5 separate regions of the Homo sapiens genome follow, and all the other regions are linked to region 3. A link is an interaction called in ENCODE POLR2A ChIA-PET data of the cell type or tissue named here. Cell type or tissue: CD4-positive, alpha-beta T cell. All regions are shown on one strand.

Region 1 (5,000 bases), 480 kb before region 3:
TTTTGCAACCCATGAAGATTTTTTAGTTAGCTGGTACTTCTTCCTGTTGCAATACTTCTTAGGAATTCATTTTTTTTTTACATAAATCTAATATTCTTATTTTAGAAAGCGTAAAAAGTGCCTCAAAACCATAACAACTTCATTACCAGTAAGACCCTCCCAGTTTCCTTTCATCTTAATCTTGACTGCATCTGCCTGTGGGGCCCCAGCTTTCCAAGGCTTTGTAGCTTCTTTCAGAATGAAGGCTCCTTCCGTGGCTGGGGTGAGCAGTCTTGAGATATCCGCAAGGGAGACTCCCCAGAAAAAAATAACAGGGCCTTTAATAACCTCCTGTTGGCCGGGTGCGGTGGCTCACACCGATAATGCCAGCACTTTGGGAGGCCGAAGCGGGTCTGAGGCAGAGAGTTCAAGACCAGCCTGACAAACATGGAGAAAACCCGTCTCTACTAAACACCAAAATTAGCCGGGCGTGATGGTGCATGCCTGTAATCCCAGCTACTGGTGGGGCTGAGGTAGGAGAATCGCTTGAACCCAGTAAGCCGAGATCACGCCATTACATTCCAGCCTGGGCACCACAAGCGACACTGTGTCTAAAAAAAAAAAAAAAAAAAAAAAAATACCCTGTTGCAGGCTTAATATTAGCCTTAGCTTGGAGTCACTAGGTTCAAGCTTTAATGTCCACATCAGTTATTCACTTGGTTTTTGAAACTAAGTGTTAGAAACTCCAGTGAAATTACTCACAATGTTTACATAAAGGAATTTTTAAGATGCTTACTTTTTTTTTCTTTTTTTTGAGCCGGAGTCTCGCTTTGTCACGCAGGCTGGAGCGCGATGATTGGATCTCAGCTCACTGCAACTTCCGCCTCCCGGGTTCAAGCAATTCTCGTGCCTCAGCCTCCCAAGTGGCTGGTACTACAGGCACGTGCCAACACGCCGATAGTTTTCGTATTTTTAGTAGAGACGGGTTTCACCACGTTGGCCAGGCTGGTCTAGAACTCCTGACCACGTGATCCACCTGCCTCGGCCTCCGAAGTGCTGGGATTACAGGCTTGAGCCACCGCGCCCAGCAAGAAAGGGGTTTTGAACCCTAATGCAGTTCCTGTTTTTGTTTCCATCCCCTATTGGCTGGGATCAGACCGCACAATCTAAGCTGATCCTGGTAAGCTTAGACCCAAACTTTTTCCAAATAAAGTAAATGCGCGATTTGCGAGAAAAGGAAAAGGGGGTAGAAGAAGAGGTAGGGTTGATTTACAACTTTTACAACTTATGACCAGAAAGTTGAGTCATTTAAAAGGAACTTAGTTGTCCTAACACCTCTTTACCTCAAGTGATCCGCCCGCCTCGGCCTCCCAAAACGTTGGGATTACAGGCGTGAGCCACAGCGTCCGGCCCCATACATTTTTAATAGGAGAAAAGAGAAACTGTAAACCCAAAGGAACAAAGCTCTTCCCATTCATGAACCCGCACCCCGAGTCAGGATTCTCCCCTGCCCACCCTCCCCTGGTCCCTGCACAATCTGGGAGAGACGCCACGCTGCGGGTGCAGAGCTGCCCAGAGAGGGCTCCAGGCCAGGGTAGTCACCGCGCAGTGAAGAGACAAGACGCCCGGGTGCCGGCTGTCAGCGCAGCTGCCATTTTATGGCTGAACAGGACTGAGGCCGAGCTGAGCAAGGAGAACTGGGGGAGCAGACTGTGGAGCTGACTGCGGGGAGGCCTGAGTCCCGCCACAGCCACTTTTCACCGGTTCCAACCAGTCCCTCTCCTCTCTCGGGATGTCGGACCCTCACTCTCACCATTTTTGGCTTCCAGGAGGTCCCGGTGTCTTAGCTGTGGATCTCCCAATACCTGCAGGACACGGGGCCACACAGCCTGGGCCTTTAGGAGAAGAACCAGACCTGGAGCTCTGACTGCAGCGAGAGACAAAGGCCGCACCAAACCCGGAAACCGTCCTCTTCGCTCCAGCTGCGTTCCTGATTGGATGGTTTCCAGCCCACCATCCCTGATTGGATAATGCTTAAGGCCCCGCCCCCTGAGGCCCTGAGTGACAGTAGATGTGATCAGACGCTGAGCTGAGTGAAGAAAGAGTGACAGCCTAAGCTGCAGCCTTTTCAGGCAGGGCTTCCTTCCTGAGCTGAGCCAGGCCCACCCCAGAGCATGGGAGAATTCTATCTTTTCTTTACTCTCTCTCTTTTTGAATGTATTCAAAAGGTGAACAGAAGTATTTTGCTCTCATATTAATAATACATAAAATTTTTGTTCAAGAGAAAATCAACTTTTACTTTGGCAATAATGTATTATCAATACTAAAGGTAATTTTGATAAAACCTTATAAAAAATCAAATTTGTCATTTTTGACCTCTCGAGATTTACATACATATTTTGTAATCTAATGTAATTTTTTAACTTTTTATATTTTATTTTTATCTACATTCTTTTTATTTTTTCAATTTGAAACAACCTTTAAGTAATTTCAAACTGTTACAAGAGACAAAGAAATCATTTAGGGCCAGTCCGCTGGTGCACGCTTGTAATCCAAGCACTTTGGGAGGCCAAAGTGGGTGGATCACTTCAGGTCAGGAGTTCAAGACCAGCCTGGCCAACATGTTGAATCTCATCTCTAGTAAAAACACAAAAAATTAGCCAGGTGTGGTGGTACACACCTGTAGTCCCAGGTGCTACGGCGGCTGAAGCAGGGGAATCGCTTGAACCCAGGAGGCGGAGGTTGTGTAACGGCCTAAGGGCTTCATCTTGCCTAGACAGAGATGATTCATCAAGACAGGGGAATTTGTGGAGGAAAAGTTAAATATTAAATTTGAACTCAGTTGAACATGGACACAAACAATGGTCACCAAGTCCTGGAACAGGTTATGTGAGCCCCTTGAGGCATTCACCTGCCGACCTTCCCCTGGTCCCTGCACAATCTGGGAGAGACGCCATGCTGCAGGTGCAGAGCTGCCCAAAGTGGGCTCCAGGCCAGGGCACAGTCACAGCGCAGTGAAGAGGCAGGACTTCTGGGGGCCTGGCTGTCAGCGCAGCTGCCATCTTCTGGCTGAATGGGACTGAGGCCAAGCTGGGCAAAGAGAACTGGGCACAGATTGTTTTGGAGAAATCTCTATTTTAATCTATTCCTATACGTTAGTTATTGAAAAACAATAGCCAATCGCAAAAAAAACAAGTTGACTTTTTTGTGTTCCTTGAGCCCAGTTGCAAAGAGCCCAGTTGCAACTGGGCCTCATGCCAAACAACTTGTTACAAAAAGAGCTAGGATCCCAGACTGCACCAAAGCTCCAAAGACCTCTCCTTGTCTGTACAGGGATGGGTGGCCGACTCTGGAGCCCAGGCTGTTGCTTCCTGGTCTGCTGATGAATCCTCCATAGTCTGGTGAGTGTAAAGATATATATTTTTTCTCTTCTCCCCTTCCCATTGCAATGCTCTTATTATATCAATTTGCTTATTATATATGCATTGCCATTTACCTGGGATAAAGCTTGTTTACCCTTAAAGGTATTGTGTGCGTGTCTTTTCTTCTCCCCTCATGTGTTTCCTGCACAGAACATATTTCTCAAAGGCTTCATTTGTTCCTTTTTATTCATTTTTGTTTAATCTTGTCTGCATGCCTTATTTTGGCAAGGTGGTCTTCAAACTCTGATGTTCTTTCTTCTGCTTGGTCAATGCAGCTACAAATACTTTTGTATGCTTCAGGAGGTTCTCATGCTGTGTGTTTTAGCTCCATCAGATCATTTATGTTCCTGTCTAAACCAGTTATTCTAGTTAGCAGTTCCTCTAACCTTTTATCAAGGTTCTTAGCTTCTTTCAATTGGTTTAGAACATGTTCCTTTAGCTCAGCAGAGTTTATTACCCATCTTCTGAAGCCTACTTTTGTCAATTCATCCATCTCATCCTCTGTCCAGTTCTGCACCCTTGCTGAAGAGACATTTTGATAACTTGGAGGAAAAGCCGCACTCTGGCCTTTCAGAGTTCTTTTGTTGATTCTTTCTCATCTTCATGAACTTGTCTAGTTTTGATCTTTGAGGCTGTTGACAACTGAATGGTTGTTTCTGTTTTGTTTTGTTTTGTTTTGAGACAGAGTCTCACTCTGTCACCCAGGCTGGAGGGCAGTGGCACAATCTCGGCTCAATGCAACCTTCGCATCCCAGGTTCAAGTGATTCTCGTGTCTCAGATTCCCGAGTAGCTGGGATTACAGGCATGCAACACAACGCCTGGCTAATTTTTGTATTTTTTAGTAGAGATGGGGTTTTGCCATGTTGGCCAGGCTAGTTTTGAACTCCTGACCTCAAGTGATCTGCCTGTCTCAGCCTCCCAAAGTACTGAGATTACTGGTGTGAGCCACCATGCCCGGCCTTGGATGGGGTTTTTGTCGGTACTTTTTTGTTGTTGATGTTGTTGTTTTCTGTTTGTTTGTTTTTCTTTCAGTGGTCAGGTCCCTCTTCTGTAGGGCTGCTGCAGTTTGCTGGGGGTTCACTTCAGGCTCTATTCATCTGGTTCACTCCTGTTCCTGGAGATGTCAATCAAGGAGGTTGGAGAATAGCAAAGAAGAGTGTCCGCTCCTTCCTCTGGGATCTCTGACCTCAAGAGGCACCAACCTGATGCCAGTAGGATCGCTCCTGTATAGGGTGTCTGACAACCCCTGTTGAAGGGTCTCACCCAGTTGGGTGGCATGGAGAGGAGAACCCATTTAATGAAGCACTTTGTTCCTTGGTGGAGGGGAGTGTTTTGCTGGGGGGAAACCCACTCATGTGGGCTGCCCACATTTTTCAGAACTAGCAGGAGGAAAGGCTAAGTCTGCTGGTCCACAGAGACTGCAACTGTAGCAGGACGAGCCACAGACAAAACTCCTCAGACACTGAGTTAAAGAAGGAAGTGGTTTATTCGACCGGGAGCATCTGGCAAGACTCCTGTCTCAAGAGCCGAGCTCCCCGAGTGAGCAATTCCTGTCCCTTTTAAGGGCTCACAACTCTAAGGGGGTCCACGTGAGAGGG
Region 2 (5,000 bases), 580 kb before region 3:
TGTTTACATAAGAAGGAAGTGCTTACTTTTTTTTTTTTTTTTTTTGAGACGGAGTCACCCTGTGGCCCAGGCTGGAGTTCAATGGCATGATCTTGGCTCACTGCAACCTCTGCCTCCCCGGTTCAAGACCTTCTTGTGCCTCAGCCTCCCATGTTGTTGGGAATACAGGCGTATGCCACCACACCCGGCTAATTTTTGTATTTTTAGTAGAGATGGGGTTTCATCATGTTGGGCAGGCTGGTCTCAAACTCCTGACCTCAAGTGATCCACTCACCTCGGCCTCCCAAAGTGCTGAGATGACAGGCGTGAGCCACTGCACCTGGCTAAGGTGCTTGCATGTGATACCTCCATAAGAAAAGTAAATATATCTACTTCTTTCAGAAAATATATGTATTATTTTATTATTTATCTTAAAAATAAGTAGGCCTGGTGCGGCAAATCATGCTTGTAATCCCAGCACTTTGGAGGGCCGAGGCAGGTAGATCACGATGTCAGAAGATCACGACCATTTTGGCCAACATGTTGAAACCCCCTCTCTACTTAAAATACAAAAGAATTAGCTGGGTGTGGTGGCACGTGCCTGTAATCCCAGCTACTCAGGAGGCTGAGGCAGGAGAATTGCTTGAACCCAGGAGGTGGAGGCTGCAGTAAGCCGAGATCACGCCACTGCACTCCAACCTGTTGACAGAGCGAGACTCTGTTTCAAAAAAAAAGTAAATAAATAAAATAATGTAGTAAAAAATTAGTCATATGGGAACACTTCTAGAAGGTACCATGTTTCATCACATATAATTTAGCATTTAACTCAGAACTCAACAGGATATAGAACTGAGATATTCACTGTCACAAATTTCCCCTGCAAAAAGAGGAACTAATGTGTTGACGAATCTATGTAACTCATCAATTATCTACCACATTTTCCTGTGGAAATATATTCATTGTCTACAGCCAAAATGGAAGAGAGATTTTCCCTATTTTTTTCCTTGGTAACTAGCATTCCTGGCTAACATACTGAAACTCCATCTCTACTAAAAATACAAAAATTAGCTGGGCGTGGTGTCGCGTGCCCATAGCCCCAACTACTCCAGAGGCTGAAGCAGAAGAATGCTTGAACCTGAGAGGCGGAGGTTGCAGTGAGCCGAGATCTGACACTGCACTCCAGCTCTGGCGACAGAGCGAGACTCCGTCTCAAAAAAAAAAAAATAAAAATAATAAATTGAGGAACATGGGGTACACTTGAGGCCTTGCTTGAGACACATGTGGAAAATGCCAGGGAAAATCAGTCCGCTGTGGCGTGTGAAAATAATTAAGTGGCAGGCAATTAGACTGAAGAAGCTCTAGTCCCTGGATTTCTACCTCAAAAAAAAAAAAATCTAAGCTCATGTGCATTTTTTGGGAAATTACTACATTAGGGGAAACAAAATTCAGGCTTAAGCAACTATAAACTGCCAATTAAACTGTAATTACATAACCAGGAATTTTTTTTTTTTTTTTGAGACGGAGTCTCACTGTCGCGCAGGCTGGAGTGCAGTGGCAAGATCTCAGCTCACTGCAACATCCACCTCCGGAGTTCAAGCGATTCTCTCACTTCTGCCTCCCGAGAAGCTGTGATTACAGACATCTGTCATCACACCCAGCTAATTTTTGCATTTTTAGTAGACATGGGGTTTCCCCATTTGGGCCAGGCTTATCTTGAAGTCCTGACCTCAAGTTATCCGCCTGCCTCGGCCTCCCAAAGTGCTGGGATTACAGGCGTGAACGACTGCGCCCGGCCCCATAAATTTTGAATAGCAGAAAACAGAAACTGTGAACTCCACGGACCAAAGCTCTTCCCATTCATGAACCTGCACCCCGAGTCAGGATTCTCCCCTGACGACCCTCTGGTGGTCCCTGCACATTCTGGGAGAGACGGGAGGCTGCGGTTGCAGAGCTGCCCACGGAGCGCTCCAGGCCAGAGCAGTCACTACGCAGGGAAGACACAGGACGCCAGGGGGCCCGGCTGTCAGCGTAGCCGCCAAATTATGGCTGAACGGGACTGAGGCCGAGCTGGGCAAGGAGAACTCAGGGTGCAGATTGTGGAGCTGACTGCGCAGAGGCCTGAGTCCCGCCACAGCCACTTCCCACCGGTTCCAACCAGCCTATCCCCCTCTCTCGGGATGTCGGACCGGCACTCTCACCATTTCTAGGCTTCCAGGGGCTCCCGGGCGTCTTAGCTGTGGATCTCCCAATACCTGCAGGACACAGGGCCACAGAGGCTGGGCCTCTAGGAGCAGAGGACACACAGCAGTGAAGACAAGACCTGGAGCTCCGGCTGCAGAGACAAAGGCCCCGCAAAACCCGGAAGCCTTCCGCTTCACTCTGGCTGCGTGCCTGATTGGACGGCTTCCAGCCCAGCGTCCCTGATTGGATAATGCTTAAATCCCCGCCCCCTCAGGCCCTGAGTGACAGAAGATATGATCAGATGCTGGGTTAAGTGAACAAAGAGTGCCAGCCTAAGCAGCTGGCTTTTCAAACAGTGCTTCCTCCCTGAGCTGAGCCAGGCCCACCCCAGAGCATGGGAATATTTTATCTCTTGTTTACTCTCTTTCTTGTTGAATGTATTAAAAAGGTGAACAGAAGTATTTTGCTGTCATTAATAATACATAAAATTTTTGTTCAACAGAAAATCAACTTTTACTTTGGTAATGGTAAAATCTATTAAAGCTAATTTTAATAAAACCTTATAAATAAATCAAATTTGTCATTTTTGAGCACTCCAGATTTACATATATATTTTGTAATATCTCGTAATTTTAAAAAACTATTTATATTTTATTTTTGTCCACATTCTTTTTATTTTTTCAATTTGAAACAATCTTTAATTTCCAACAGCTATAGGAGATAGAAATCATTTAGAGGCAGGCACGGATAGTTCACGCTGGTAATTCCAACACTTTGGGAGGCCAAGGTGAGCAGATCACTTGAGGTCAGGAGTTCAAGACAAGCCTAGCCAACATGGTGAAACCCCATCTCTAATAATAACTAATAAATAATAATAATAACTAATAATATAAAAAGTTACCTGGGTGTGGGGGTGCACATCTGTAGTCCCAGCTACACCGGAGGCTGAGGCAGGAGAATCACTTGAAGCCAGGAGGCGGAGGTTGTGTAACAGCCCAAGGGGTTTATTTTACCCTTTGCCTAGACAGAGCCGATTCATCAAGACAGGGGAATTTGTGGAGGAAAAGTCACATATTAAATCTGAACTCAATTGAATGTGGACACAAACAATTGTCACCAAGTCCCAGAACAGGTTGTGTGAGCCCCTGAGGTGTTCATCCAGCGCTGTATTGAAGAAATCTCTATTTCAATCTATTCCTATATATTAGTTGTTGAAAAACAATAGACAATCACAAAAAAAGGTTGACCTTTTTGTGTTCCTTGAGGCAAGTCGTGAAGGGCTCTCATCACTGGGCCTTATGCCAAACAACTCGTTACAAAAGAGCTAAGGTCCCAGACCGCCCTGAAGCTTCATAAGACCTCTCCTTGTCTGTGTACGATGGACGGGTGGCTGACTCTAGAGCTGTGGCTGTTGCCTCCCTCTCTGGTGGTGAATCCCCCATAGTCTGGTGAGGGAAAATATATATATATATATATATATATATATATATATATCTTTTCCCATTTCCTCGTCTTATTAAGATTGGCTTATTACATCAATCTGCTTATTATATTTATTTGCTTATTATATCATTTGCTTATTATATTATTACTTTATTATGTCTGCATTGCCATTTACGTGGGATAAAAGTTGTTTACCCTTAATGGTATTGTGTGTGTGTCTTTGTTTCTCCCCTCTCACATTTGCCTCACAGAACATTTTTGGCATCACAAATAGGATTTGAAAACAAAAGTGTACCCCTTTTTGACTAGAAGGACAGGGCTGGAGGGCTCAGGGACTTCCCATATCCTGGGATGGGAACTCCCCCAGTTCTCCCTCTTGGTGATTAAATGGTCAAGGGGAACTGGTTTTTGTGGGAATTGGGAATCTAAATTAGTGCAGTTTAAACCTTTGACTGTGCGGGAAGTGCTGCGGGGGATTCCAGTCAGCAAAGGAGATGCTGAGGGATCTCCCGGAGTGGATGGTGTTTGCTTACTGCTTATAAGTTAATGTATCGTGATAGGGGCTGGTTGCTACAAGATAAATGTAAGCGGAAAAGGAAAATGCTAATCTGACTTCCAGACTGGCCCAATGCCAGTCAATGTCTTGACTGATAAAGCTCAAAGCTATCAGCCTATCGCTGAAAAAAGCAGCTGTCCAGGTGGCCCAGTCAGGATAAAACTGAAGAACTAGTCAGCCGGGGCTTCGAGCAGGTAAAAACCCAGTTCCTATTTCAAAAATGGGAAATTAACCCTAGTAAAATTCAAGGACCTGCACAAAGTATAAAATTCCTTGGCATTTTATGGAATGCAAATAAATAGTCCATTTTACCAAAGGCTAAGGCTAAAATACTAGATTTTGCAACCCCTACCACTAATGTACTGGCTTGTTTGGTTTCTGGAGACATCATATTCCCCACTTGGGTAACATTTTACAACCTCTGCATGCAGCCACTAGAAAACGCTATGACTTTCACTGGGGAGAGAAAGAGAGCATGGCCTTTGAACAAGCTAAACAAGCAGTGCAACTGGCCCTGGATCTATGGCCCATACGGGATGGGCCAGTAGAACTGCAAGTAACTGTCCTAGATCAATATGCTAATTGGAGCCTTGGGCAGAAACAAGATGGGAAGAGGGTACTTTTCGGGATTTGGACCCAGAAACCACCAGAGGGAGGAAAAGCTTATACCTCTTTCAAGAAGCAACTGTTAGCTTGCTATTGAGCTTTGCTGGAAATAGAACACCTATGCTTCAACCATGATGTTTTTATGAGACCTGAAATTCCTATTATGACTTGAGACATGAGTTCCCCCAAAACCCACCAGATAGGGCACACCCAAGAAAGTAGCATCATATAATGG
Region 3 (5,000 bases):
ACATAAATAGACTGTAACTTATTATTGTACCAACCACCGTGTTTTTACCAATAAAATAACATCAAGTGTTCAAGCCATGTTCAAATAAGGCAAATCCCAAGCTGTGGTCAATCTGGCTGTTTCTACACCTCATGTTTATTTTCTGTATGTCCCTTTGCTTTTTCTGCCATAAATCTGTTTTCATCATGTGGCTGTGCTGGAGTCCCTCTGACCCTGTTCTGGATTCACAGGCTGCCCAATTTGCAAATTATTCTATGCTCAAATAAACTCTGTTAAATATAATTTCTCTAAAGTTTTTTTCTTTTAGGCTGGGCACGGTGGCTCACACCTGTAATCCCAGCACTTTGGGAGGCCAAGGCGGGTAGATCACGAGATCAGGAGTTCAAGGCCAGCCTGGCCAACATGGTGAAACTCCATCTCTACGAAAAATACAAAAAAAATTAGCTGGGCATAGTGGCGCGCACCTGTAATCCCAGCTACTCGGGAGCCTGAAGCAGGAGAATTGCTGAACCCAGGAGGCAGAGGCTGCAGTGAGCAGAGATTAGGCCACTGCACTCCAGGATGGGCAAAAGAGCAAGACTTGGTCTCAAAAAAAAAAAAAAAGTTTCTTTCTCTTAAAAGTTTTCAAATTTTTTTATATGATGAAAAATAAATAATGTGTTGTTGGGCCTCGATTTCCTAAACTCATCCCTCAGCTATTTCCTTAAATTATTCTATGTCTTTTCAAAATGCTTCTTCAATTTCTTTTCTTTTTTTGAGACAGGGTCTCACTCTATCAACCAGTCTTGATTGCAGTGGTGTAACCAATCATGGCTCACTTCAGCCTTCACCTTCCAGGCTCAAGCAATCCTCCTGCCTCTGCCATCTAAGTAGCTGGGACTACAGGCATGCACCACCATGGCTGGCTAAATTTTATTTTATTTTATTTTTCATGGAAACAGCATCTTATTATGTTGCCCAGGCTGCACTGGAACTCCTGAGCTCACGTAATTCTCCCATCTCAGGCTACCAAAGTGCTAACAATACAGGTGTGAGCCAGCTAGTGCTTCTGCAATTTCTTGAGATGATTATTCCCAATGATAAACAGTACTGAGCACAAATCTGAAGGAATCTGGTTTCTTCTGTACAAGTGTCACTCTCCAGGATTTCAAGGGTCTAGGGCAGGGCAGCTACTTTGTAGTGTGATCTATGGAGGTACATGGGCTTTGGAGTCAGACAGAGTTAATCCTGAGTCTCAGCCCAGCCACTTAGTATCTGTGGGTCTTTGGACAATTTTCTTGATGTGAAAGAGTTCTATGAACCACATATGGAAAAGAGGTAGATTGGTACTAATTGCAAAATGGTGGCAATTTTTAATCTCTTCTGTATCCATGCCCATTGCCAGGTGCTTTTACAACTGTTTCCATCAAGATCCAGAATCTGTTTTCCAAACCCTAGATCTGGCTGGCCTTATTGGCTCAGAGTGGTAGAAACTTGTGAACATGACAGTGGGCTAGTTTGGGGCCCAGGCTCAAATGGTCTTGAATGCTTCTGTTTTTCTTTCAGAATGCTGCCATCTCCCTGAATAAAGCCATGTTAGCCAGCTGGAAAATAAGATACCATGGGAAGGAGAAGCAAGGTGCCCTGTTGACAGCCCCAGAACTAGAAGCTCACCCCCAGAAGCACAGCTGGCTAGTCAACAAGCAGCTGATGATACGTGTCTCAAAGAGCTCAGCTGAGACTAGAAGAACGGCCCCACTCAGTCTAGCCTAAATGGCTGACCATCTCAATTATGAACTAATAAGTTTTGGACGATTTGTTATGCTACAATAGCTAACTAATACATGCACCCCGTGCAGATAGGACACCAGGATTCTATGACAGGTTGATTACTAGTTACCTTCTAACAGTGGGCACCCTATAGGTACTGATTTTTTCCCCTGATTTAAAGTTGGGTGACTTGTAAGAGAATGTTGAGTAATGCAGAAATACACGTAGACATGTATGCATGTGATTGGTGCTTATACCCACACAGTCCCACACACCACAGGAGAAAACAGATAACTACGGCCTGACCATTAGGGCCAAGGCCAATAGCAAAATAAGTTTTGCCTTTAATCTGTTTTCTCCATATCTAAACATTTGAGGTCAAGAGTGTGGACAGATCTGAAGACACAGAGTTTTATTATCCTGTGGCCCCAACATTCTTTCTTCACTGTCTGATCTCTGGAAGAAAATGGGCAACAGGTGGCTATCAGTGGTCTCCTTGTGGTTATTTTGTTCTTGCTGCCCTCTGCTCTTTCTATGGCCACTATCTGTTCCACCCTCAGAACTGAAGGGAGATGTTGGTAGGGAGAGGCTTTTCCTTCACCTCTGGCAGAAAAGGTTTGCTGGGGCCCTTCACCTCCCGACATCAGAGCTGCACTTCAATGTGGAAGCTTTGGTCATGTGTGGCTCCTGAGTGCCTGGAATGTTCCTGGTCTGAACTGCGATGTGCTAGAAAGGTAAAATACAGAGTTAGTTTCAAAGATTTAGTTTCAAATATTTATATACTTTATTAATAATCACATATTTCTCACACATTAAAATGAAAATTTTTTGATATATTGGGTTAATTAAATTGTTACAATCAATTCAACCTGTTACTTTTTTTTTTTAAGTTTGGTTACTAGAAAATTTAAAATTTACATATGGCTCACATTTTATTTCAGAAAATTACCTCCGTTCTAAAATTTCAGACGGCCTGCTGAAAGACCAGAAGCCGGGAAGGTCATAAAATCCGAAATTTTAAAATAATTGTTATTATATTCTTTTCATTTGTGAATAGGCATACAGTATGTTATTTATAAATGCATGTGACTTTACACACAAGGTTAAATACAAATTCCCTCTGGGGTGGGCCTGGCTAAGCTCTGGGAGGAAGCCCTGCCTGAAAAGACGGCAGCCTAAGCTGTCACTCTTTCTTCACTCAGCCCAGCATCTGTTCGCATCTTCTGTCACTCAGGGCCTGAGAAGGTGGGGTTTTAAACGTTATCCAATCAGCGACGCTAGGCTGGGAACCGTCCAATCAGGCACGCAGCTGGAGCGGACAGGACGGCTTCCGGGATGTGGCGGGGCCTTTGTCTCTCGCCGCAGCCTGAGCTCCAGGTCTCCCCTTCGCTGCTCTGTGTCCTCTGCTCCTAGAGGCCCAACATCTGTGGCCCTGTGACCTGCAGGTATTGGGAGACCCACAGCTAAGACACCGGGACCCCCTGAAAGCCTAGAAATGGTGAGAGTGCCGGGTCGGACATCCCGAGAGAGGGGAAGGGCTGGTTGTAACCGGTGGGAAGTGGCTGTGGCGGGACTCAGGCCTCCCCGCAGTCAGCTCCACAGTCTGCGCCCCGAGTTCTCCTTGCCCAGCTCGGCCTCAGTCCCCTCCAGCCATAAGATGGCGGCTGTGCTGACAGTCGGGACCCCAGGCGTCCTGTCTCTTCACTGCACAGTGACTGTGCCCTGGCCTGGAGCCCTCTCTGGGCAGCTCTGCACCCGCAGCACCGCGTCTTTCCCAGATTGTGCAGGGACCACGGGAGGGTCTTCAGGGGACAGTTCTGACTCGGGGTGCGGGTTCATGAATGGGAAGAGCTTTGTTCCGTGGAGTTCCCAGTTCCTCTTGTCTTCTGTTAAAAATATATGGGAGTCACTATAAAAACATTAAATAATTTAATCAAAGAGTGATTCAAAAATTGTGGAGCACCCAGCTGTGGTTTGTAATTTGTGCTTCATGGGCGGGACTTGAAGAAAAGACTTTTATAAAAAGCATGATGAAGAAAACCAAATTCAGTAATTGGTTAGGTAGAGTTACATAGTTTCTTAATTTGTACAATAAAGGTGAAAATTTCCTGATTATGTAATCAGAGGTTAATTGGCAGTTTATAGTTGGTTAGGGCTGAGTTTTGTTTCTCTCAATGTAGTAATTTACTGAAAAATGTACGTCAGTTAGATTTTTTTAAAGTAGGAACCCAGGGACTAAAGACACCTCCGTCTAATTGCCTGCCTTTTAATTATTTTCACAGTCCATGGGGAGCTGATTTTCCGCTGCATTTTTCACCTGTGTCCCAAGCAGGGTCTTAAGTCTAACCCCCATTCCTCATTTCTCCAGCCTCCCTCTGGCTTGCAGTAAGATACTAAATTTCCAGTTCCTTCTGGTGTTTCCAAATGCCAGCTTTTCCTCCCTAATTCACGTTATCGCCTATTTGTCTTTTAGTGTACTTTTCTATACCGTATTTTAATTATTTTTTGACAAAGCATTAAATGACGCTTTTCAAAAAGTTTTTTAAAAGATTTTTTAAAAAAAATATCTGTAAATATTTCCCATGAGAAGAAAGCAAAGAATAATCCCCTGATACTGTATTGTTAAAACTCTCTGTGCCTTTTCTCCTTGTATCTTCTCTAGGCACAGAGATCTTGTCAGAATGTTTTTCGGTCAAGGTTTTCCTTTGGAAACTTTATGGGGTGATGTGTCCTCAGCCACCTTTTAGTTTTTTTCTGGTCGTGGGTTTCAGTGCTGTCTGGGGATGAACTAAGATATCCACCGTGGTTATGTCAGCTAAAGTGCCTAGTGAATATCAGCTTCTGGTTTATTTTCTTCCATAGGACGACTTGAAATATGGAGTGTATCCTCTCAAGGAAGCAAGTGGATGCCCTGGGGCTGAGAGGAATCTTCTAGTTTACTCTTATTTTGAAAAGGTAACCTCTTGAGACATTAAAATTGTCTACGCCCAACCCAGCTTTCATTTCTTGGGGACACATTGCTGGTCAGCCAGTCCGATGCTGGCACTGATGGGAAAACACAGAAATAATGTATGCCCCCTGGATTGTCTTAGGGGGCAGAAAGATAATGAAATAAATATAGTGGAAGAAAAATAGTGTTAAAAAGTGAAAAATTTGTGACAGATAAAATAGTATCCCAAAAGACCAGAAAAAAACAAAAACAAAAACAAAAAAACCTGACTCTAGTGAGATGGTGTAAGAACTTGCAAAGT
Region 4 (5,000 bases), 500 kb before region 3:
AGTTAGACGAGACCACACCACTGCACTCTAGCGTGGGTGACAGAGTGAGACTCCATCTCAAAAAAAAAAAAAAAAAGCAACACAGGACCTGGAAGACATATTTGAAAATCTATCTTTATTATACCAGTATTCAAAAAAGCCAAAAGGCTGAAGCAACCCAGATGTCTCTTGATTTAAAAATACGTCAAAAAATATAACATATACATAAAATGGAATATTATTCCACCTTAAATAAAACAATCTTGTCACATTTTAAGATAAACATTGAGAATATTATGTCACTTGAATAATCCAGTAACAAAATTATGGATACTGTACGATTCCACTTATATGAGATACCTTAAGTAGTCAAAATCATAAAAATAGAAAGTGGAAATTTTGTCTGTCAAGGGCTGGAGAGAGGGTAAAATTAGCAGTTGTTATTTCATGGGTATTGAGTTTTAGTTTTGCAAGATGTAAAATTTCTAGGAGTCTTTTGCATAACAATGTGAATATACTTAACATGCCTGAAATGAACAGCTTGTTTATTTTGAGACAGGGTCTCACTCTGTCACCCAAGCTGGTGTGTAGTGGCACAATTTTGACTCCAGCTCAATCTCCCATGTAGCTGGGACCACAGCTGCACACCACGATGCCTGACTCTTATTAATTTTTTTTTTTATAGAAAGGGGTCTCCATATGTTCCCCAGGCTGGTCTCAAACTTCTGGGCTCCAGGAATCCTCCTGTCTTGGCCTCCCAAAATCCTGGGATTACAGAAGAGAGCCACAACCATGCCTGGCCCTGAAATATACACTTCAATAAATTTAAGATGGTAAATGTTATGTTACGTGTTTTTAAAACAATGTTTAAAAAAAAAAACTGAAAAAAATCCAGAATTATTAATCTTTTTGAAAATTACCTTCAAATCACAAAACTGTTTCTCTCACAAAAGGAAATATATATTCATCATTAAACCCATGTTGAAAATAAGACTATCTTCATGACTACTCACTTAGACAAGATAAAACTACCATCAAAAATCAGCTAAGAATATAAGATAAGCCATAACTAAAACTGGGGTCATATTTATAGATAAACACACACATACATATGTAATCTGATTGTGATAGACACGTGCAATTTATCTCTTAAGCCTCAAATGGACTTAAAGTGTACAAACAGAATTGCAAATTCTCTAAAATTATAATACATAAGTAAAACCAATAGGCACAATAAACTGATGTTAAGAAACCTACACTGAGACCAGGCGCAGTGGCTCATGACTATAATTGCAGCACTTTGGAAGGCCAAGGTGGGCAGATCACAAGGTCAGAAGTTTGAGATTAGCCTGAACAATATGGTGAAACACCATCTCGAATAATAATGCAAGAATTGGCCGGGGGTGGTGGCGTGCCTGTAGTCCCAGCTATTCCGGAGGCTGAGGCAGAAGAATGGCTTGAACTTGGAAGGCGGAGGTTGCAGTGAGCTGAGATCGCGCCAGTGCACTTTAGCCTGAGCAACATGGCGAAACTTCCTCTCAAAACAACAACAACAGCAGCAACAACAAACAAAAAAACTACACTGAAGAAACATGCTAATACAGAACTTCAAACAATAAGACAAATGTTTACTCATAAAATCTGGTGTAACACATGGAAGTATCATTACGAAAATTTGTCAGGCCAGGCGCGGTGGCTCATGCCTGTAGTCTCGCACTTTGGGAGGCTGAGGCGGGCGGATCACCTGAGGTCAGGTCAACCAGTCTGTCAACATGATGAAACCCCATCTCTACTAAAAATACAAAAATTACCAGGCATAGTGGCACATGCCTGTAATCCCAGCTACTTGGGAGGATGAGGCATGAGAACTGCTTGAACCCGGAAGGTGAAGGTTGCAGTGAGCCAAGATCGCACCACTGCACTCCAGTCTGGATGAGAGAGGGTAACTCCTTCTCAAAAAAAAAAAAAAAAAATTTGTTGAAGTAACTGCAATCTTTAACTAGTATTATGTACTCATCATATACAGGTATTTTGAATCATTGGCATGCACTGTGTAGCAGTAAAATTTTGAGAATATGCAGTATAATTATAAATAGATTCTAATGAGAAACTTAATAAATTAGCATTTAAAAGAAACTGGAGTTTCTTTTTATGTTTTAAATATATGCTATTCTTACACAAAACGAAACTGCTGTATTCTAACTTTAGAAGCAAAGAATAGCCTTACATTGTTAAACACAGAAAAAAATATATATATATTTTGGAGAATAGGGTTAGACCCTCTGATATGTAAAACAAATATTAGGAAATAAACTCATTATTTATATACAGGGTGAAGAAAGTAGATGAAAATTCCATAATTTTATAACTACTTATAACTAGTAACTATGTTTATATTTAGTAACTATTTTCATAAATATGGAGTGCTTACTAATTATCTAATTTACTTTCAGCATACCATGCAAATTCTAGCATATTATCCTAAATAACTGAATCTAAAATTACAAATTTGAAATAGAATATAGAAAGAAAAAAGGTATAAGGAGAGTGACATCAGTAAGATGAAAATAATAAAAGTGCTCTATTTTCATATCCCCTTATAGCAAAAAAAGTCAGCCATCCCTGACCAAAAATGACTTTATGAGACAACCAGGCATTATGGTTCACATCTGTAATGACAGCTACATGGTACATTACTGTTGGAGAGAAATGCTTCAGGCCAGGATTTTGAGACCAGCCTTGGTTATGTAGCAAGACGTCATCTCCAAAATAAGTGCCTCTAAGAGAGATGTGAGATCCAGGGATGCAGTTGTGAAACCCTATTAAAGCTGAAGTTCGAGACGTGTTCTATTCAGAAGGCAGGCCCTCATTCAGGTGGGAAATTACAGGACCCCTGTTCTTGGCTACAGACCAGGATAGGGTTCACCCAACTTGGTCCCACTGAGAATTCTGAACTTACTCTGTAGCCACCACAAACTCCTCCCAAGCCAGAGTCTGGCAGAGGTCCTGCTATTCCAGAGACCTGGAGGAAGGCATCTATTTACAGCCATGTAGGCAGGCCTGCATACCTTGGCCTTTACCATGGTCCCTGAAACAGTTCACTGACTCAGTTTCCGTTACACGAGCCACAGTTCATGGTCAGTCCTGCCTATATAGAAACCCACACAGTTACCTGAGGAAATGCTCTCTGGTACTCACTGAAAGCCACACTCATCCACATCCTGATTTAAGGCCCAGCATCTGCAGACCTGACTGCAAAAACATGCCCTAGTGTCTGCCCTACAGAGCAAAGTCCCGAAGGATATGCAGTCTGTCCAAAAATAAAATGGAAATTACAACTACCCAAGCCCCTGTAACAAGCCAACTGAAGATGAAACCTAATGGAGACCCAGCAGCCTTGTGACCAAGCTACAACCCCTCTTCACTACAAATTCAGAGGGCATCTCATCACCCTAAGGGCCCAATAAAAGAAAATCTTTACAATCTAAAATCAGTTTATGAAAACTTGAAGAGGTGTCTGCTCCATCAAATTCAAACACCAATACAAAACTATATTGTGCCCATTTTCAATGCTTCTATTTTAATGTAGCACTGGAAGTATGGGCAGAAGAATTAGTCAAAGAAATAAATAAATCCATTGAAATTAAAAAATAAGTAATCTTATATTTAAAAAACCATAAACAGTACATTAAAACCTCTCTAAACTAATAAATACACTCAGTAAATTAGCAAAATATAAAATTAACATACAAGTATATCTATGGTTTCATACACTTAAACTATCTGACAAAATAGAGGAAGAAAATTTTATTGACTATACCTTAAATAATAAATTTCTGAGGAAAATATTAACCAAGGAGGTAAATCTTTACAATAAAAAAAGGAAAAGTTAGAAAAGATACAAATAAATTTTAAAATATTTTGTCTATGAATTGAAAACATGAATATTATTGAAGTGCCATATTATCCAAAGTAATCTATAGATTCAATAAACTTCCTATTAAAATTGCAGTGGTACTATTTTCACAATAATGGAAAATACAATTCAAAAATTTACATGAAACTAAAATAAACTTTGAATAGCCAAAGCAATCATGAGGAAAATAACAAAGAGGAAGGATGTCATAATTTCAAACTATATATTTCAAGCCTAGATAGTAATAAAAACAGAATGGACTGTGCAGAAAAATGAACAAAAAAAAATTCAACAGAAACTATTACTCTCAGACATTTCAGATCTGATGCAAAGAGAACTTTGAGAGTAATTTTAGTTTCTCAAAATCATGCAGACATTTGTGCGTCCCAAAAATTATGGAAAAGCAGCCACACTGTGCAGTCTCTTATATGTCATGAAGAGGACTTTGGCTCTCACTGTGAACTTGAAGGAAGCTCACTGAAAGAAAAGGAAAATCCTTAGAGAATTTAAAAGCATAAGACAGAAGATGCCCCTTTGTAAGCAAAATTAAAAAAGAAAAAACCAAACAAACAAACAAACAAAAAATAGCTGCCCAAGAACTATTTCCTTTGGAACACAGCTCCCCAAATCACACTTTAAGGACTGGCTTTCTCTTTGACCTTGGGACCCCTTATCTGTGTCATCTGTTGTATTCATTTTCACTCACACCTACCTGAGGGTTTGGCTATCATCTCATTTCTCTTCATGGTCAAAGGTTTTCTTCCTTGCTCCAGACAGGTGATCAGGTCTGGCTTAGAAACAGTAATACCTGTTTTATTAAAAATAAATAACATAAATCTTGCTTATGTTCTCCAATTACAAGCTAGTAATGTGCTCAGCACAGAGGATGTGATAAAATATTCTAGTAAATTAATACAAAAATACTAAGTTGTAACAGAAATTTTTAAATAATTAGAAAATACTTTCAATTTGTAGGTTTCTTAATTTTACTACCTGGTGCTACTGAATCAAAAATTGGTGGTGGCAATTAGATTTTCAGGTGGAGCAACAATATTTTATGCCACTAAATTTCTGGAATTACCACTAATTTAGAGTGAAAAATACA
Region 5 (5,000 bases), 430 kb after region 3:
TTTAAAGGAAGAGCACACCAGGAGATTTCTCTCAGCCCCAGTGCATCCATCTGCTTCCTTGAGAGGCTACACTCCATACCTCAGGCTGTCCTATGAAAGAAAATGACCCAGGACCTGAGATTCCCTAGACACTCTAGCAGACATAGCCATGGCTGATATAATGGTTTATTCACAGACAGTACTGAAACCGATGACCAAGAAAAAACTAAAGGGTGGTTGAGGACACATCACCCAATAAAGCTTCCCCCCGCCAAAAAAAAACCTTTACCCCAAAGCATTCTGGTAAGATCTCTGCCTAGGGAAGGTAAAAGGAAAAGAGGCACAGAGATTTTACACAACACAGTGTCAGGGGTTATTCTTTGCTTTCTTCTCATGGGAAATATTTACAAACAGAAAATGAATCTTTTAAAATGTGCCATCCAGTGGTTTGTAAAAAAAAATACAGTATTGAAAATATACACTAAAGGACAAATAGATGACAATGTGAACTAGGGAAACGAGGCTGGCATTTGGGATTGTCAGAAGGAACTGGAAATTTAGTATTTTACTTCAAGCCTGAGTTAGGCTGGAGGAATGGGGGATGAGGGCTAGACTTGAGACCGCACTTGGGACACATTTAAAAAATTCAGGGGAAAAAAAAAATCAGTCTCTTGTGAAGTGTGTATCCTCAAACATATATTTTTTTTTTTTGTAAATTTTTGTAAATTGCATTGGGGAAAACAAAATTTAAGCTTAACCAACTAACTATAAATGGCCAATTAAGCTCTGATTACATAACCAGAAAATTTACACACTCAAAGTGGAAATTAAGAAAGTACGTGACTCCCTGTAGTCCCAGCTGCTCGGGAGGTTGAGGCAGGAGAATCGCTTGACACCGAGAGGTTGCAGTGAGCTGAGATCGCGCCACTGCACTTCAGCCTGGGTGACAGAGCAAAACTGTCTCAAAAAAAAAAACAAAAAAAAGTAGGTAACTGTACCTAACCGATTATTGAATTTGTTTTTTTTTTTTTAATCATGGACCTTATAAAAGTCTTTCCTTCAAGTTCCTCCCATGAACCACAAACTAAAACCCATAGCTGGGTACTCTACAATTTTTGAGCCACTCTTTGATTAAATTCTTTAATCTTTTTGCGGTGACTCCATAAATTTTTAATAGATGAAAAGAGGGACTAGGAACCCCACCGACCAAAACTCTTCCCATTCATGAACCCTCACCCGAGTCGGGATTCTCCCCTGACTACCCTCCCATGGTCCCTGCACAATTGGCCAGAGACAAGGCGCTGCGGCTGCAGAGCTGCCCAGAGAGGCCTCCAGGCCAGGGGACCATCACTGGGTCACTGTGCAGACAGGACGCCCAGTGTGGGGAAAAGCAAGAGAGATCAGATTGTTACTGTGTCTGTGTAGAAAGTAGACAGACATAGGAGACTCCATTTTGTTTTGTACTAAGACAAATTCTTCTGCCTTGAGATGCTGTTAATCTATAATCTTACCCCCAACCCTGTGCTCTCTGGAACATGTGCTGTGTCAAACTCAGGGTTAAATGGATTAAGGGTTGTGCAAGATGTGCTTTGTTAAACAGATGCTTGAAGGCAGCACGCTCCTTAAGAGTCATCACCACTCCCTAATCTCAAGTACTCAGGGACACAAAAACTGCGGAAGGCCGCAGGGACCTCTGCCTAGGAAAGCCAGGTATTGTCCAAGGTTTCTCCCCATGTGATAGTCTGAAATATGGCCTCGTGGGAAGGGAAAGACCTGACCGCCCCCCAGCCCGACACCCATGAAGGGTCTGTGCTGAGGAGGATTAGTATAAGAGGAAGGCATGCCTCTTGCAGTTGAGACAAGAGGAAGGCATCTGTCTCCTCCCTGTCCCTGGGCAATGGAATGTCTCGGTATAAAACCTGATTGTACGTTCCATCGACTGAGATAGGAAAAAACCACCTTAGGGCTGGAGGTGGGACATGTGGGCAGCAATACTGCTTTGTAAAGCATTGAGATGTTTATGTGTATGCACATCTAAAAGCACAGCACTTGATTCTTTACCTTGTCTATGATGCAAAGACCTTTGTTCATGTGTTTGTCTGCTGACCCTCTCCCCACTATTGTCTTGTGACCCTGACACATCCCCCTCTTGGAGAAACACCCATGAATGATCAATAACTACTAAGGGAACTCAGAGGCTGGTGGAATCCTCCATATGCTGAACGCTGGTTCCCTGGGTCCCCTTATTTCTTTCTCTATACTTTGTCTCTGTGTCTTTCTCTTTTCCAAGTCTCTCCTTCCACCTAACGAGAAACACCCACAGGTGTGGAGGGGCAACCCACACCTTCAGCCCAGGGTCCTGCTGTCAGCGCAGCCACCATGCTATGGCTGAAGAGGACTGAGGCTGAGTTGGCCAAGGAGAACTCGGGGCGCAGACTGTGGAGCTGACTGACGGGAGACCCGAGTCCCACCACAGCCACTTGCCACCAGTTCCAATCAACTCCTTCCCTTTTCTCAGGATGTCGGACCCGGCACTCTCACCATTTCTAGGCTTCCAGGGGGTCCTGGCATCTTAGCTGTGGATCTCCCAATACCTGCAGGTCACAAAGTCACGGAGACTGGGCCTCTGAAGACTAGACGTAGAACTCCAGCTGCAGCCGGAGACAAAGGCCCCCATATTCCGGAAGCTGTCTTGCCCGCTCCAGCTGCGTGGCTGATTGGAGGGTTTCCAGCCCAGTGTTGCTGATTGGATAACGCTTAAATCCCCGCCTCCTCACATCGTGATTGACAGAAGATGTGACCAAACGCTAGGCTGAATGAAGAAAGAGTGACTGCCTAAGCTGCCGCCCGCTCAGAAAGGGCTTCGTCCCTGAGCTGAGCCAGGCCCACCCTAGAGGGTGTTTGCATGTAATCTTGTGTATAAGGTTATATGCATTTATAAATATTATACTGTATGGCTATTCACAAATGAAAAGAATATAATAATAATGATTTTGAAATTTCAGGTTTTATAACCTTCCTGGCTTTGAGAAGGCAGCATGAGATTTTTTGTCTTTGTTTTTGTTTTTTGAGACGGAGTCGCTCTGTTGACCAGGCTGGAGTGCAGTGACGCGATCTCGGCTGACTGAAAGCTCCGCCTCCCGAGTTCACGCCATTCTCCTGCTTCAGTCCCCTAAGTAGCTGGGACTACAGGCGCCTGCCACCATGCCTGGCTAATTTTTTGTATTTTTCGTAGAGACACGTTTCACCGTGTTAGCCAGGATGGCTCGATCTCCTGACCTCGTGATACGCCCACCTCGGCCTCCCAAAGTGTTGAGATTACAAGCGTGAGACACTGCATCCGTCTGTTGTAACAATTTAATTAAAGCAATATATCCAAAATATTATTTTAATATGTGAGCAATGTATAATTATGAATGAGATATATATTTATATATAACATAATTATGTATCTATATATTGCATTATGCTATGTATTTTTATCCATATTATATATAGATATTTTTATCTATATGTTGTATATTTTTATATTTATGGAACTAAATCTTTGAAACTAACTCTGCATTTTACCTTTCTTGCAAATTGCAGCTCAGACCAGCCACATTCCAGGCTCCCAGGAGTCACACATGGTCAATACCTGTCACATTGAAGTGCAGCTCTGTTGTCAGGTCTGTGAAAGGCCTGAATATCCCTTTTCTTCCTGTTAGGAATAACGCTCAAAATCATAAGGAAATTGAACACTCGAACAAAGGATTCCTAGCAAAGCAATTTTAGTTCTGCACAGAGGGGTGCGTTCTTGTCCAGTCACCATGAGAGCACACCTGAACAAAGGGGCACAAGAGCCTTTATTCCTGACACAAGTCCTGCCCCTGTACCCTTTCCCCATTGGCCAGGGTCGGGTCGTACAATCTGAACTAATCCTGGTTGGCTAAACATTTGATTTTTTTAGATAAGGTGGGCATGCAAAAGAATGCAGAGAGGAAGGGGAAGGGGTGTCTGCATTGAGCTAGAAAGTTAGTCCTCTTTCCAAATAAGGGAAGAAATGTGAGCTGGTACTGATAATGCCTGGTACTGTGGCGTGCCTGGGCATCTAACAAAGGCAGAAAGGAAAAAGGAGAAAAAGGAAAAAAAGGGGTGTGTGTGTGGGTACTATGAATTAAAGAATAAAAGATTGATCAGGCTATTTGAAGAGAAACCTCATCGTATCCCACATGCCCGACATGAGGGAACAGCCTCTTTCTACTAACATCTGTCTTCAGTTTCAAGGGTGGAACAGATAGTGGTCATAGAAAGAGCAGAAGGTAACAAGAATAAAATAACCACAGGTAGACCACTGAAGAATGATGGGGCCACAGGAGAACAAAACTCTATGTCTTCAGACCTGTCCACAGTATTGACCTCCAATTTTTAGATATGAAGAAAATAGATTAAAGGCAAACTTTGGCTATTTGGCCTTGGCCATAATGGTCAGGCTCTGGTCATCGGTTTTTTCCTGTGGTGTGGGGGACTGTGTGCATATAAGCACCAATCACATGCATACATGTCTACAAGTATTCCTGCATCAGTCAACATTGCCTTACAAGACATTTAACTTTAAATCGGGAAAAATGTCAGTACCTTTAGGGTGCCCATTGTTAGAAGGTGACTAATAATCAAACTGTCTTTAAATCTTGACACCCAATCTGCACTGGGTGCATGTATTAGTTAGGTATGGCAGCATAACAAATCATCCAAAACTTATTAGCTCATAATTGAGATGGTCCGCCATTTAGGCTAGGCTCAGTGGGGCCATTCTTCTGTTCCCAGCTGAGCTCCTTCAGACATGTATTGTCAGCTGTTTGTTGACTAGGCAGCTGTGCTTCTGGGAGTGAGCTTGTGCTTCAAGATCTGTCAACAGGGGCACCTTGCTACTCCTCCTCGTGGTATTTTATCCTCTAGGTGGCTAACATGGACTTTATTGATGGAGACAGCAGCATTCTGAAAGAAAAGCAGAAGCATTCAACACCATTTGAGCCCAGGCC

Evidence for each region. Peaks named below come from ENCODE experiments on the same cell type or tissue, not always from the same donor. Only the 100,000 strongest peaks of a DNase experiment are listed, where the experiment ranks them.
Region 1: POLR2A ChIA-PET joins it to region 3 with 14 read pairs; 3 of 35 experiments call an interaction of 5 or more read pairs at or near these places.
Region 2: POLR2A ChIA-PET joins it to region 3 with 15 read pairs; 6 of 35 experiments call an interaction of 5 or more read pairs at or near these places.
Region 4: POLR2A ChIA-PET joins it to region 3 with 10 read pairs; 2 of 35 experiments call an interaction of 5 or more read pairs at or near these places.
Region 5: POLR2A ChIA-PET joins it to region 3 with 16 read pairs; 4 of 35 experiments call an interaction of 5 or more read pairs at or near these places.

What each region holds. Positions count from the first base shown.
Region 1 is chr19:20,659,652-20,664,651 of GRCh38, forward strand. ZNF626 (zinc finger protein 626) reads right to left here and starts at 1,920. Exons shown (of 4, transcript NM_001076675.3): 1 at 1,793-1,920. The coding sequence starts at 1,795. RefSeq lists a silencer at 2,045-2,114. In CD4-positive, alpha-beta T cell, no CTCF peak of the experiment used is centred here; a DNase peak (open chromatin) is centred at 2,000; H3K4me3 peaks cover 1,595 bases; H3K27ac peaks cover 471 bases.
Region 2 is chr19:20,563,461-20,568,460 of GRCh38, forward strand. ZNF737 (zinc finger protein 737) reads right to left here and starts at 2,321. Exons shown (of 4, transcript NM_001159293.2): 1 at 2,178-2,321. The coding sequence starts at 2,180. All of the region lies in intron 2 of LOC105372316 (a long non-coding RNA gene), which reads left to right. RefSeq lists enhancers at 1,754-1,913, 2,124-2,173. In CD4-positive, alpha-beta T cell, a CTCF peak has its summit at 2,062; DNase peaks (open chromatin) are centred at 1,631, 2,051 and 2,391; H3K4me3 peaks cover 1,711 bases; H3K27ac peaks cover 761 bases.
Region 3 is chr19:21,138,940-21,143,939 of GRCh38, forward strand. ZNF431 (zinc finger protein 431) reads left to right here and starts at 3,101. Exons shown (of 5, transcript NM_133473.4): 1 at 3,101-3,247; 2 at 4,612-4,704. The coding sequence starts at 3,245. RefSeq lists enhancers at 3,127-3,606, 4,388-5,000. In CD4-positive, alpha-beta T cell, no CTCF peak of the experiment used is centred here; a DNase peak (open chromatin) is centred at 3,022; H3K4me3 peaks cover 1,316 bases; H3K27ac peaks cover 425 bases.
Region 4 is chr19:20,641,077-20,646,076 of GRCh38, forward strand. It overlaps ZNF626 (zinc finger protein 626), which reads right to left. Exons shown (of 4, transcript NM_001076675.3): 3 at 4,608-4,703. Among named protein-coding and RNA genes, the nearest start is that of ZNF626, 18 kb to the right of the region's middle. In CD4-positive, alpha-beta T cell, no CTCF peak of the experiment used is centred here; no DNase peak of the experiment used is centred here.
Region 5 is chr19:21,566,584-21,571,583 of GRCh38, forward strand. It overlaps LOC124904670 (a long non-coding RNA gene), which reads right to left and starts at 2,673. Exons shown (of 2, transcript XR_007067182.1): 1 at 1-2,673. It overlaps LOC101929007 (a long non-coding RNA gene), which reads right to left. Exons shown (of 4, transcript XR_007067176.1): 4 at 3,319-4,956. In CD4-positive, alpha-beta T cell, no CTCF peak of the experiment used is centred here; a DNase peak (open chromatin) is centred at 2,718; H3K4me3 peaks cover 1,615 bases; H3K27ac peaks cover 1,353 bases.